Linked DNA regions of Mus musculus: region 2 is linked to region 1. A link is a contact called in ENCODE Hi-C data. All regions are on one chromosome and are shown on one strand. The core of a region is the stretch at or near the end of the contact, and the rest is flanking DNA. Distances in the headings are between cores, read along the strand shown. Region 1 holds the start of Calm3 (calmodulin 3). Region 2 holds the start of Ercc1 (excision repair cross-complementing rodent repair deficiency, complementation group 1).

Region 1 (6,361 bases), core at 1,011-3,510:
AAGCAAGCCAGTAAAGAACATCCCTCCATGGCTTCTGCATCAGCTCCTGCTTCCTGACCTGCTTGAGTTCCAGTCCTGACTTCCTTTGGTGATGAACAGCAGTATGGAAGTGTAAGCCGAATAAACCCTTTCCTCCCCAACTTGCTTCTTGGTCATGACGTTTGTGCAGGAATAGAAACCCTGACTAAGACAGACCCTTTCTTCCCCCAAGCTGGTTTTAGAAATGGCCTCTATTACAGAAATAGAAACCAAACTAAGATACCCTGACTCAAAAAAAGAGAGAACACATTTTAATGTCATTAAGTCTGTGGTTCTCAACTTTCCTAATGCTGCAAAAACCCCATACAAGTACTGGGGACTCCAAATCATAAAATTATTTCATTGTGGGCTGGAGATACTGTTCTGAGATTAAGAGCACTGACTGCTCTTCTGGAGGTCCTGAGTTCAATTCCCAGCACCCACATGGTGGCTCACAACCATCTGTAATGGGATCTGGTGCCTTCTTCTGGCCTGCAGGCATACATGCAGACAGAGCACTGTGTGTAATAAATAAATAAAAATCTTTTAAAAAATTGTTTGATTACTAGTTCAAACCTGTAATTTTGCTACTGTTATGAGTCATTATGTAAATATCTGATATGCAAGATATCTGATATGCAAGCCACAAGGGGGTCAAGACCTACAGGTTGTAAATCTCAGTTTACAGGTTGCAGACATTTAAACCAATGTCAACAAGATCCTCCCTCCTCTCTGCCTCTGCTCTATCAGTTTTATTTCCTTCTGCACTAGACACATTTTCTTTCCTGAGAGCAGATTTAAGAGATGTCCACAGGCGGCATTTACAGAAAGACTATATTCTCCCAGTCTCTCCCTCCCCACCAAAAAAAAAAAAAAAAAGTTTTCTGACCCTAGAAGTTCTCTCTCTCTCTCTCTCCCCCCACCCCCCTTCTCTGTCAGTTCTTGCCCTGGAGTGTCGATGCATGCCTTTGATTCTGAAGGCCAACCAGGGCTCAGGGCTACACAGTCTCAATAAATAAATAAATAAATAAATAAATAAATAAATAAAGGAAGGAAGAAAATGCCAACTCCCATCCTATACGAGGGCTCTGTACAGTAATGTACAGTATATACACTATGGTATACAATACAGTTGTCTCAGGTGCCCTTAGCAACAGTTCTTTTTCTTTCTGTGCCTGGAATCCCTAGAATAAGAAGTGAGTCACACTGTCTAGGTGACAAGAGAATGGTTGAGAAGTGTGATGTCACCAGCACAGCCCGGCACCAGATCTGTGCAGACAGCAGTGCCCAATTCATGTTTAATTGGCTGAATGAGTGAATGAATGAATGAATGAATGAAAACATTCTGCATCCAGAGATTGTTCTGGGTACAGATCCTGAGATCAAGAGTCAAGTCCAGATCCCCACATGTTGCTTTTGTGCGTGTTTTAGATTTGTGTTTGTTTGTTTGTTTGAACTTATTTATACAGCGCGCATGTGGAAGTCCGAGGACAATTCTTTGTGGAAGTCTGTTCTCCAAACCACCACGTGAGTTCCGGTGATCGAACTCACAGTTTCTAGCTTGCCTGCAAGCGCCTTCACCCACTCAGCCATCCCAGCAAATTGTACGCGTAGAGGGTGGAACCTTCAGGAGACCAGCGGAACCTTGAAGAGCCAACCACTGTGAAGAGCCGGTTCAGGCCAGGCTCCTAGACCCCACGATTTTGGATTAAACCATCTTGTATCTGCTCAAAGGGAGAGAGAAGAAAGTCCTTCTGCTTCTTCCCCCAACCCATTTTTATTTCCGAGCCATAGAGACAACGTATTTGCTTCTCCAACATCCACCCTGTTTCCGTCTTAGCCCCTCTATTCCTCGCGGCTCCACAGAGCCACACAGGTCGTGCTGCCCCCCGCACACCGCGCGGTGGCTCGCCCCAGTTTGACGCATTGCAGGGAAGGCCGGACCAATCGGAGTTGCGTTCTCATTTCCGCCACGAGGCGGGTCCAATAGCGGCGTGGCTCACACAGAGACGTGTCACTCTCCGTAAACCGGTGCCCTTCCGCCAGAGAGGAAAGCGGAGCGGATGCAAGGGGCCGAGAGCGCCGAGAGCGAAAGTAGTCCCCGCGGTGGGGAACGCGCGTGCGCGTGCCCGTGCGGCAGCAGATTCGCTGGGCTCTGTGGAAGGGGCGAGCCGCACGAGCCTGACGCGAAGGGATCCGTAGGAAGCCGCAGTGCAGCGGGAGCGCGCGAGCCGTCTGGGGCGGGGCCGGGCGAGGCGGGGCGCGCGCGGCGGCCGTTGAGGGACCGTTGGGGCGGGCGGCGGCGGCGGTGGCGCGCGCTGCGGGCAAAGAGTGTGGAGGCGCGGACGCGCGGCGGAGCTCGAGCTGCTGCAGCTGCTGCCGCCGCCAGAGTAACCTCGATCCCCGAGCTCCGGATACCGGTGCCTCGCCATGGTGAGTGAGGCGGCTGAAGTCGGGTGGAGACCCCCCCATCCCGGAGATGGCGAGCGAACCCTGGGAGGGAGAGGCCGGGCCCCTCGGGACCTCCCATGCGGCCCTTGGGACTTCTAGAAGCGGTTTTAGCAGCAGATGGAATTGGTAGGACCCCCAAACAGACAGTCTGAGGCTTCAAATGAGGAGCTCCAGGACATCCCCACCCCCGCCACCTCCCAGGCAGCATTCGGATCCCTCTCCGGGCGATTGGTTTTAGAATCACATCTACCCGGTCCCCGGGAGGAGGAAATAGGAAACGCCGGCGATGAAGGCTTTGGGTCCTGGAGGAATGCAGGAGGCTGCTCCTAGAGGGGTGGCTGTGGGTAGCGGAGAGGGGGACCGGTCGGTTCCTAGGGAGTGTTCTGCAGAGAGGATAGATGGGGATCCTGGGTCACTTGTGCACTGTAGACCCCGGTGGGGGAGGGGTCTCCAAGGACAAGCATTGCCAAGAGGAGGAGGAAGAGGAGAAGGGTCAGGTGCAGGCTGAGGTAAGGAGGAGCCCGAGGTGGGTGGCAGCAGAGGCTAGAAGATGCTCTTGGAGCCTGTGAGGACCCAGAAGGGGACTGAGGAGAGTTGGGGGTCGCAGAAATGTTTTTAAAGGAGTGGGGATGTGATCACGGGTAGTGTGGGGAACCAGGGAGCCTTGTGGAGAACTTGGTTGGGGGTAGCTAGGAAGGATTCTGAGGTCTAGGTTGTTGCACTAGAAAGAGAGGTTGGGGTTTGTAAGGCGTGTTTTGTTTGGGTCAGAGAAAAAACGGGGTTTCCAAGGTGAGGGCTAGGGAAGGACTTGAGTTTGGGTGGTGGGGGTGAGGTTGGACAGCCTTCTAGAGAAGTGTAGGAGACAATGAATGGTGGCTGAGGTAGGACTAGGTTTAGAGGTGGGTGTCTCCGGGGAAAGGTCCCGACACAAAGGCTGATGACTCGGGCTTGGTCATGGGCTGCAGCAGAGGACCTGAAGGAGTAGCTGTGTGCTCCCTTTGCCTTGGCAAGAATGGGGCTGGGCCAGGCTGAAGGCACTGAGGCAGTGGGAGCAGGTGGGCGGAGTTGTTCAGGGCCCTATTGCGCACTGAAGCTGCATGATACAGGACTGGGGTCAAAGTTTGGGGTGCATCAAATGATGGCTAAGCCAGGAAGCTTGGCCCCCTCATTGTCCCTTCCAGGCTAGGAGGGCTGCCTTTCTCCTCCAGCTTCATGCACCTGCTTCTCCTCACTGTGCCAAATGACAGCGCAATACAGTACCGTTTGGGTCAGTGACAGATGCCCAGTTCCATCCCTCAGGGCGGGGGCTGCAGTGCTTGTCCAGAGAAGACCTCCAAGGACCCTCTCGTTGACTCAAGGGCCACTTGTTCTTTCCAGGCCTCTTCCCCAGCGCCCAAAGCTAAAGCTTCTAGAAGCAAAATAGATTACTTCTCCTCTGGTCCTGCCACCCACAACACCCCCAGCCCTCCCCACCATCCCCCCTCCCCCAGCCTCAGGCTGGGAACCGCGTGCACCACCCTCCCTGGCAAAGCTGGGGAGGACAGGCAGCCGCCACCACGTATCAGATCTCATACTGCTGACACAGACCTGAGGGCTCTTCTTGCCGCCACCCCATTCCCCCCGCCCCCCAGCAGAACCTTGCTAAAGGGGCCCTACAGCTTGGGCAGCTGCCAGCAACCCCCACTCCCCACCTCCAAAGGAGGGTCCCAGCTTTGGCCCTGACCAGGTTTTCTCTTCCTGTTTGTATCCAGCAAGGTGTGGAAGGAAGAGTCCCTGGTAACTGGCCCTGGACTTTGGCCTGAGCTCTGTGGCTCCTCCTTGGCCCTGGGTGAGGGGCCCTGGCCTTGGTTTCTGAGCTCATTTAACATTGCTTTCTGGCACCTGCTGGGGGCTGGGGCAAGCCTGAGAAATAATCCCCTCTTCCCTCCTCACCTCAAGCTGATTTGGCTTGTCCAGCCCCTCTCTGGAGCCTGAGATGAAGGTTTGGAAAACTGGAGACAAGTGGCTTATTGTGCGGTGAAAGCTAACGATCTAAGCTGGGAAGGGCCACCAGCGGCAGGCAGTCTTGCTTCGTAGGCCATCAGTTTCCCAGGCCAGCAGCCCTGCTGTGGTATCTGCGGCCTTTCCTTGGTGGAGCAGGGGAAAGGGCTCCTGGATGTCAGGGAGAGTGTCTGACAGGCCCTCCACAGAGCCAGAGCCACGCCTATTTGCAGCAACCGTGACAGTGCCGCCTCTGCAGCTTCCAGCTCTTTGGGGAGAAGTGGCACATAGCAGACTCCGGAGCCACCCTTGGCCATTCCGTCCACAACCTGCCTTGGCCTCTTTGCTCCCACCACCTTTCAGTGTCACCAAGAGGGGAAGGGAACAGGGCTTCTTGCAGACCGCACTGTGTGATGGGAAGGTCCCTGAGTGGGCTGGCTTTTCCCAGCCTAGGCCTGTGGAAGAGAATGAAAAGCAGATGGACTCCATAGCCGTCCTCCCCACTGCTCCTCGGCCTCTTCCTCCCCTCCCCCAGCACAGGCTGGCCTTGGGAACCAGAAGCCCATTCTCTTCTCACTTTCTGGGCGCAGCCAGCAGCAGTGTCCTCGGGTGTCAGAACCAGGGGGTGGGCCTGATCATCCCTGGGGGGGTGCGGGGGGGGTAGGTAGAACAAGGGCCCTTTGGCCCAGGCCACAAGGCCAGGATTAGGAAGCCCACTACTCTGAGTCAGTCTTGATAGCTGTGCAGAAGGCTGTCCGTTTGGCCTTTACCATCTCTTTGCACCTTCCTTCTCCTCCGCCCATCCCCTCTGCAGGCATCTCCCATCTGTTCTCGTCACTGATCCTCCTCCGACACGGCCTGTTTGGGACTTGGTCTCTAGTTTCTCTTCGTCTAGATTAGACAATACCCCTGCCCCCATTGCATCACTTATGAATATAGAATGTGGAGGGATGTGGATTATTGTTTTTAAAAGCAGCTCAAGGGTTAGGGGCAGGCGATAGTTTGTAGCCTCAGCTGAGACCTCCAGAGCCTTAGTAAAATGATGCACGCTACTGCCATAGTTCACTTCGGCTTCAGGGACTTGCAAGCTCAGGCCAGGATCCTGCTGTGGCCTTGGTACCTTTTGCCTTCATGGGAAAAGGAAGGCAGCATCATGTGGACTACAGTGACCCCAGGGCAGAGGATATATATATATATATATATATATATATATATATATATATACATACACATATACGTATGCGTATGCGTATACGTATATGTATATTGGGGGCAAGATCCGCACAGACAAAGAAAACTGGCCTTATTAACTATTGGAAGCTTGCAGTTGGGATCCAGCTCTCGTTTTGCCCCTCCCTCTGCACTGCCACACCCCACCATAACCATAACCATAACCAGGGTTCCAGTGAAGGAAAAGCTGAGAGCTGTGTCGGGAAACCCTAGACACAGCAGGACTGTCTGCCATGGCTGGCTACGCCTCAAGTAGTCCAGACTAGAAAGGGTTAAAATCTGCAGTGCTGAACCTGGAAGGCCAAAGCCCAAGCAGACTTGAGTTCTTTGCCACCATTGCTGCTTGCTGCAGTCCCTCCCTGCCACTTGGCCCTCTTGTCTAAAAGTAACAGAGCGGGATGCCGTGCTGCATCTACTCTGCATGTAAGCAGGGAGAGCCGCCTCTTGCCTAACCTGGGTTCTCTAAGGCCCTGGAGCAACTTGGAAACACCAATTAAAAGAGATCTTGCCACTTGGAGGCACAGTGCCTGGGCCTAGTACCCCCAGATAGGTGACAGAGAAACTGGCAAAGACGGCCCCACACGGCTTCTCTCTGCCCTACCCACAGTGACTGGCCTGTTTTGTTTTGGAGCCTTCTAGAGTGCTTGATGAGGCCTCTAGGGCAGCAGCCTCTGGGGCTCCC
Region 2 (6,361 bases), core at 1,561-4,060, 2.4 Mb before region 1:
ACCACACTTGGCCTGTTGTGCTTTGTTTTTGAATCAGACTCTCACTATGTAGCTCAGGCTAGCCTGGAACTTATGATGGTCCTCCTGCCTCAGCATCTCCAATGCTGGGATTTGAGGTGTTTGCCAACATGCTTGACTCAGATGTCTTTCTTGTTTCTTAAGATCTACTTATTTTTGTTCATGTATAAGTGTCTGTGTGTGTATGCCATATGTGTGCCCATGTGTGGTGTGTGCCTATAGAAGCCACGAGAAGGTGTTGGGTCCCTGCAGCTGGACTTATAGGTAATTGATTGTGAGCTATCTGACATGGGAGCATGAACCAAATCTGGATTCCCTAGAAAAAACAGAAAATCCTTTTTTTTTAAAAGACTTTAGCAATGGGCATTGATGGCTCATACATTTTTTTAAAGATTTATTTATTTATTATATATAAGTACACTGTAGCTCTCTTCAGACGCCCCAGAAGAGGACATCAGATCCCACCCATTATAGATGGTTGTGAGCCACCATGTGGTTGCTGGGATTTGAACTCATGACCTCTGGAAGAGCAGTCAGCGCTCTTAACCATTAAGCCATCTCTTCAGCCCTGGCTCATATATTTAATGCCTATCTCAAAACCAAAACCAAACAAAAACGGCCCAAGCAACCTTAGTGAATGCCTCATCTAACCAGCTTCCATGTTTCCTTTTAAATTCTTATTTTATTAGTATTGAGTGTTTTGCCTGCATGTATATACATGCACCATGTACATTCTTGGTTGCCCTCAGTGGTCAAAAGAGGGCACTGGATCCCCTGGAACTGGAATTACAGCCGGTTGTAAGCCACCATATGGATGTTAGGGAACTGAACCTGGGTCCTCTGCAAGAGCAACTAATGCATTTAAGTGCTGAGCCATCTCTTTAGATCACCAATTTCTTTTTCTTAGAGGACAAAAACTTCCATTTCTAGCCTTTGGTGGTGGCCGCACACCTTTGATCCTAGCACTTGGGAAGCAGAGAGAGGCAGAGCTCTGTGAGATCCAGAACAGCCAGGGCTACACAGAGAAATCAAAAAAACTTAGATAGATGGATAGATAGACAGACAAACAGCCAGTTTCCAACTCTTAAATGTCAAATCCAGAGCCAAGGAGACGGCTCAGGGGACAGTGGTGCCTGACACCTAAGCTTGAAGCCTGAAAGTTACCAGATGGAGGCAGAGAATTGACCTCCACACAAATGCCCTGGCAAGTACACCCCCAACCCACACTACATAAAGAAATGTAAAAACAAAGCAAAATAATAACAGAAAAAGGTCAGATCCAAATCCATAACTTGAAAACCCAGAATACTGCTTATACAAAACCCATAGCTGAGTTTAGTGTTGTGAAATGCACCTGGAAGTTCCTATCACTTGAGAGATGGAGACAGGAGGATTGCTGCAAGTTTTAGGTCATAGCAAGGCTCAAGAAAGAAAAAAAGAAAGAAAAGAAAAGAAAGAAGGAAGGGGGGGCAGGCAAGATGGCTCAGTGGGTAAAGGTACTTGCCAGCTTCGTGACCTCACTCAGTTCAGTCCTGAGGATCTACACAGTACAAGGATAAAATCAAGTCCCACGGGTTATCTTTTGCCCTTCACAGGAGCTTCACAGCACTCATCCATGTGTGTACAGACAGCACAAAGACATGTTTTAGAGGCCAGAGAGATGCCTTCTCAGTTAAGAGCACTGGCTGCTCTTCAAGAGGATCTGGATTCAATTCCAGGTCTAGGGGAGCCAATGACTTCTGGCCTCTGCAGGTCTACATGCATGTAGTGCACAGACATACAGGCATGCAAAACATCCACACAAAAAACAAAAGGATGTTCCATTGCTATAACCTCAGCACTTGGGAAGTGGAGATGGGAGGAACTGGATTTAAGGCCAACCCTAGCTACACATCAATTTCAAGGCTAGCCCAGGAAACATGTGACCCAATCGAAGACCCAAACTAAACAAACAAAAGCTATCACTGGCCATTGCCCAGCTGCCAGCCTCTCCCTTAACCACCCTGTCATGCCATTTTACCAACGGGCAAACCGAGGATTGCAGAGCATGGCAGGTTATTTTTCCAAAGCAACCCAAGCCTAAACTCACACCGTAGTCCCAGGGATCCTTTTAACTCCCAAGAGCCCCCAAGTCTTCGCTCTTACCCCTGCACAGGGCACCTCTTCTTCCTCCAGTGGGATAACAAACTTCCTCCTGGTGGGTGGTCCTGAGGGCTGTGGCCGACTTTCCTCGTCCTTCCCAGGGTCCATCTGGGGCCTGAAAGGCGTGGCGACATCGTCGTAGGCATTTCCATATTCCAGAGGGAAACTCTGGCTCACAGTGGTATCCCCACCCCATCCCACAAAAGGTTGCCCGGTTCGCTAGCGTTAGGTTCCAGAGGACCAACCAGTGGGCCCGCCCCTTTCCTCCTTCTCACTCCGGATTGGTCTACGGGTCTTATAGCCCCGCCTACCTGCTATTACTCCCGCACGACACTCGCTCAGAGGCAATTGGCCCCGCCCCCAGGGGCACACCTGGATGCTTTCGCCTCGCCCAGTCCCGGCCTAGTCTCAGCCTCCGCAATGATTGGCTTCTTCCGCTGCCAATCATCAATCCCCGGCCTCCATCCACCTCCACCCTGTCCCTCTCGGTCCTAGCTCTGCGTCTAAGCACTGCCAAAACTCACCTGGTCTTTCCCGATGCCTAGAAGGAAATACCACGGGGGGAAACAGAGGCGACACAACGCCAGCACAGCCAGCACAACTCCTGCTAGACTCACTTCCGGCCGCTCTGGCCCTTCGCTCGTCTCGCTGCTCCCCGGAGGAGTTAGAGCGGGGAACTCTATTCGCGCTGCTCTCTATGGTCCTGGAGGACCGCTGTGGTTTGGGGCGGATGGAAGCTTGTGCATCTTGGTACCTGGGAGACTTTGACTTCAAGTAGTTGTGTTCCAAGGCCCTCTTGAGCGCTTCCCAGACTCCAGATCCGGCTCAGTGATGATCAAAGGAGGTGGGGGAGGGAAAGGAGGAAAGGAGAGAGAGACAGAGACAAAGAGAGAGAGAGACAGAGAGAGAGAGAGAGAGAGAGAGAGGAGGGAGGTGAGATTTCAGAGGACGCCCTCCCTGTAAGCGTGGGTGGACTCAGCCCACAGACATTGACTCACTCATTCTAAGCCATTCCCCACTTGCATCCCAAGCAGGGACTGATACCGACAGCTGTGGCTTAAAGTCCAGTGGGACAGTCAGACAGGGACAACCCAGAGCGGGCAGGGTCGGGAAGGGAGAGCCCAGAGGACATTGAGCCCGTGTTAGGGGGCACCTGACCCAGCTGGGGTGTGAGGACGGGCTTCCTGAAGGAAGGGACACCTGTGTTCCGAGACCTGGGCCCCATGAATGACTTAGTATGACTCATTTCCTGGAAGGACAGTTTCACCCCGTTCCAACTTGTAGTTCTGTGATTGCTAAGGAAATAGTTTAATGGTCTTATATATTTTTTGTTCTTGCTCATTTCCTTTGCCTATTCCTTTTAACAAAGATTGGCTCATATCCTTTGCCCATTTTTTCGAAATGAGCAATTCAACGGTTTTTTAAATTAAAAAGGGGGAGGAAAAGGAGATGAGCATCTTTTGATTACCGCCCATTTGTTGGAGTGATGCTTAAGGGCTGATGCTGTTAGTCACTTCATTAGGCTGCAAATCTTTCCTTCGAGTTCATACTTTTAAAAATTCTCCATTTAAAATTTTGCATGCATTTACCAACGTATTCTCCATTTTCTTTTGGTCTTCGTGTATTGAGAGAGGGCACGCCCAAAGGTCATCATATGTAATCCCTCTATATCTTTTTTAATGTTTTCCTAGTTGTGAGGTGTGTGTGTGTGTGTGTGTGTGTGTGTGTGTGTACAAGCACATGCCTACGCTGTGAATTCTAGGCAGAGACACTACTATTGAGCCATGGCCCCAGGCCTTTGGAAGTGTGATACAAAACAGAACTATTAATAGTAGCCAGGCGAAATGGCTCACACATTTAATCCCAACACACGAGGCAGAGACAGGCGGATCTCGGTGAGTTCGAGGACAGCATGACCTACAGAGTGATTTCCAGGTCAGCCAGAGCTACAAAATAAGATCCTGACTCAAAACTAGTTAATTTATCAAATTTAATAGTAAGTAACCGTTGATCCTAGGAAGGAAAGGGGTTGAGCTGCCAAGGAATCAGAGTGCCGTGCATAAGCCTTGCCATTAGAGGGCGCGCCTGAACCGTGTGTTCTGTGAAGGAAGCGCTGACAGAGGCAAGTTCCCACTGAATGCCTTAGTTTCTCTACCTGGAATCATTTGCTGAGGTTAAAAGGGTGCAGTAAGACCGCAGTGAGTGGTGGCAACCACCAGCACGCATGTAAACCCAGCACCGAGAACGCTGAGGCAGGAGGACTGGAGCAAGTTCCAAACTAGCTTATGTCCTACTTAGTGACTTCCAGCCCAGCCTGTGCCACAAAGCAAGACCCTGAACAAAACAAACAAAAAAACCAAAACCTCTGGATGTATTGGTGTCAACCCTAACACTGGAGAAGCAGAAGCAGGCGATCTATGTGAGTTCAAGGGCAGCCTGATCTATACAGTGACTTCCATATCAGCCAGGGATACATAGGAAGACTCTCCCACTACCCCCTCCCCCATGAAAAAAGAACCAGGGACTGGAGAAATGGCTCAGAAGTTAAGAACACTGACTACTCTTGCTGAGGACTAGATTCACAGCATTCACAACCATCTGTGACTCCAGTTGCAGGGGATCTGACGCCCTTTTCAGACCTCCTAAGGTACCAAGTACACAGAACACTCATACACATAAAACAAAACAGAATTACATGCCATTTAAAAAATAAAATACAAGGACGCGTGTCTCTGAATCTCTGAAATGTCAGAGAGCGAGCGTGTGTGAGATACCAAGCTAAGTAGAATCCTAACTCCGTGTGTGAGATGTGTTTCTCCCACAGGGCAAAGGTATCCCAAGTCTTGAACCTGCAACTCTCGTCTCTACCGCCAGGGGTCGCCTGCGCCCCGCTATTATAGGATTCTCGGGTGGGTTGGGAAGGACCACGCGGGATGCTCAGGACCCAGCGGGAAGGCGGCGAGCATCCCTACCGCAGCCAACCTGCGTCCCGACCGCCCACGGCTGTGACTTTGAGTCGTTTGCATTAGTCAAGGGCGGGAAAAGTTCCTCCTAGTTCTTCAGCATCCCCAAGTTTGCTTTCTGTGTTCAATTTCTGCACTGAGCCTTGCATATCCAGATCGAGGTCCTCCCACTCGGGGGCTTTGAGTTCAAATGATCCCACTTTGAGTTCAAATGATCTCTCTTAGCATCCCGGTCAAGCTTTCCTCCTGGGTTTCTTCCTCCTGTATCAAGTACGGTTCTGTTCCCCTCTGCACTCCAGAAGGGATGGAGAACTGGGGGCTTGGACTAAAAAGGAGCTGGACAGCTGGAGACCCTCAAAGGTTCCGCCTGCGGCGGCGAGGGTGGGGGACCACAGTGACCAGGCCGGCGTCCCCACCCGCCTCTAAACTTAGCCGCGGTGACGGCGATCGCGGCGGGCCGGGGACACAGGGGGCCCGAGCAGAGAGGGGGGCTGGCTCGCCTCGGCTGTGAGAGCTTCTATTTATAGTGCCCGGAGCCCGAAATAGCGTGGAGCAGAGCGGCCTGGATGACGCGGGAGCCGCCCGGGGCTGACTCACCCGGCCCGGAGTGGAGGCCCCCGGATGGGGGGACAGTGGAGCGCACCGGACCCGACCCCCGCGCCTTCACGGACACCTCTTCTACTACTGCACCTCAATGTGTCCACTGGGACAATGTGTCCGTGGATGAATAGATACACAGCAAAAGATGTTTGTAGCAGAGGCACTGCAGTTGGATTAAGGGAAGAACTTCCACCAAAGAAATTGGACCAGGTAGGAACACGTGCTTCTCACTAGGAGGAGTACTGAAATGTTTTAGGCATGGCGGCGCAGACTCATTGACCACAGACAGCCATCGTTCCATAACGTGTCTTCTGTACTGCCCCACCCCCACCCCCAACCCCTGGAATGTTCCTCCTGCCTGGAGTGCTTATCCCTGCCTCCAAAGACTTGAGAACTCATACGCTTACTTTAGAGCGCTGTCCCTCTGACCTAGTGGCCTGGGATAAATGAGCGGTGTCCAGGGCAACACGAGACAGAGCTAAAGATAAATTTAATCTAGCCGATTAGCATGGATTGAAAAGTGATGGCAAGAAGGAAAAATGGATCCAACAGCAGCTTGCTTTCTGTCCCTGCAGCAGGTGCCATGTGCAGGTGTGGCCCGGGAGCCTCGTTTTAACCCCGGGAGGGGCGCACTGCAA

Evidence for each region. Hi-C counts contacts between places; a loop is a spot of excess contacts on that map.
Region 2: a map of T-helper 1 cell shows a loop between it and region 1 (6-fold over the local background). The contact joins the promoter of Ercc1 here to the promoter of Calm3 in region 1. A Hi-C loop is called at or near these places in 2 of 37 maps with a recorded cell type or tissue (T-helper 1 cell and T-helper 17 cell).

Annotation. Positions count from the first base shown.
Region 1 is chr7:16,919,931-16,926,291 of GRCm38, reverse strand. It overlaps Calm3 (calmodulin 3), which reads left to right and starts at 2,260. Exons shown (of 6, transcript NM_007590.3): 1 at 2,260-2,451. The coding sequence starts at 2,449. Gm45972 (predicted gene, 45972) reads right to left here and starts at 4,619. Exons shown (of 3, transcript NR_165470.1): 1 at 4,402-4,619; 2 at 3,730-3,877; 3 at 1,774-2,852.
Region 2 is chr7:19,341,520-19,347,880 of GRCm38, reverse strand. It overlaps Ercc1 (excision repair cross-complementing rodent repair deficiency, complementation group 1), which reads right to left and starts at 2,810. Exons shown (of 10, transcript NM_007948.2): 1 at 2,685-2,810; 2 at 2,164-2,275. The coding sequence starts at 2,268.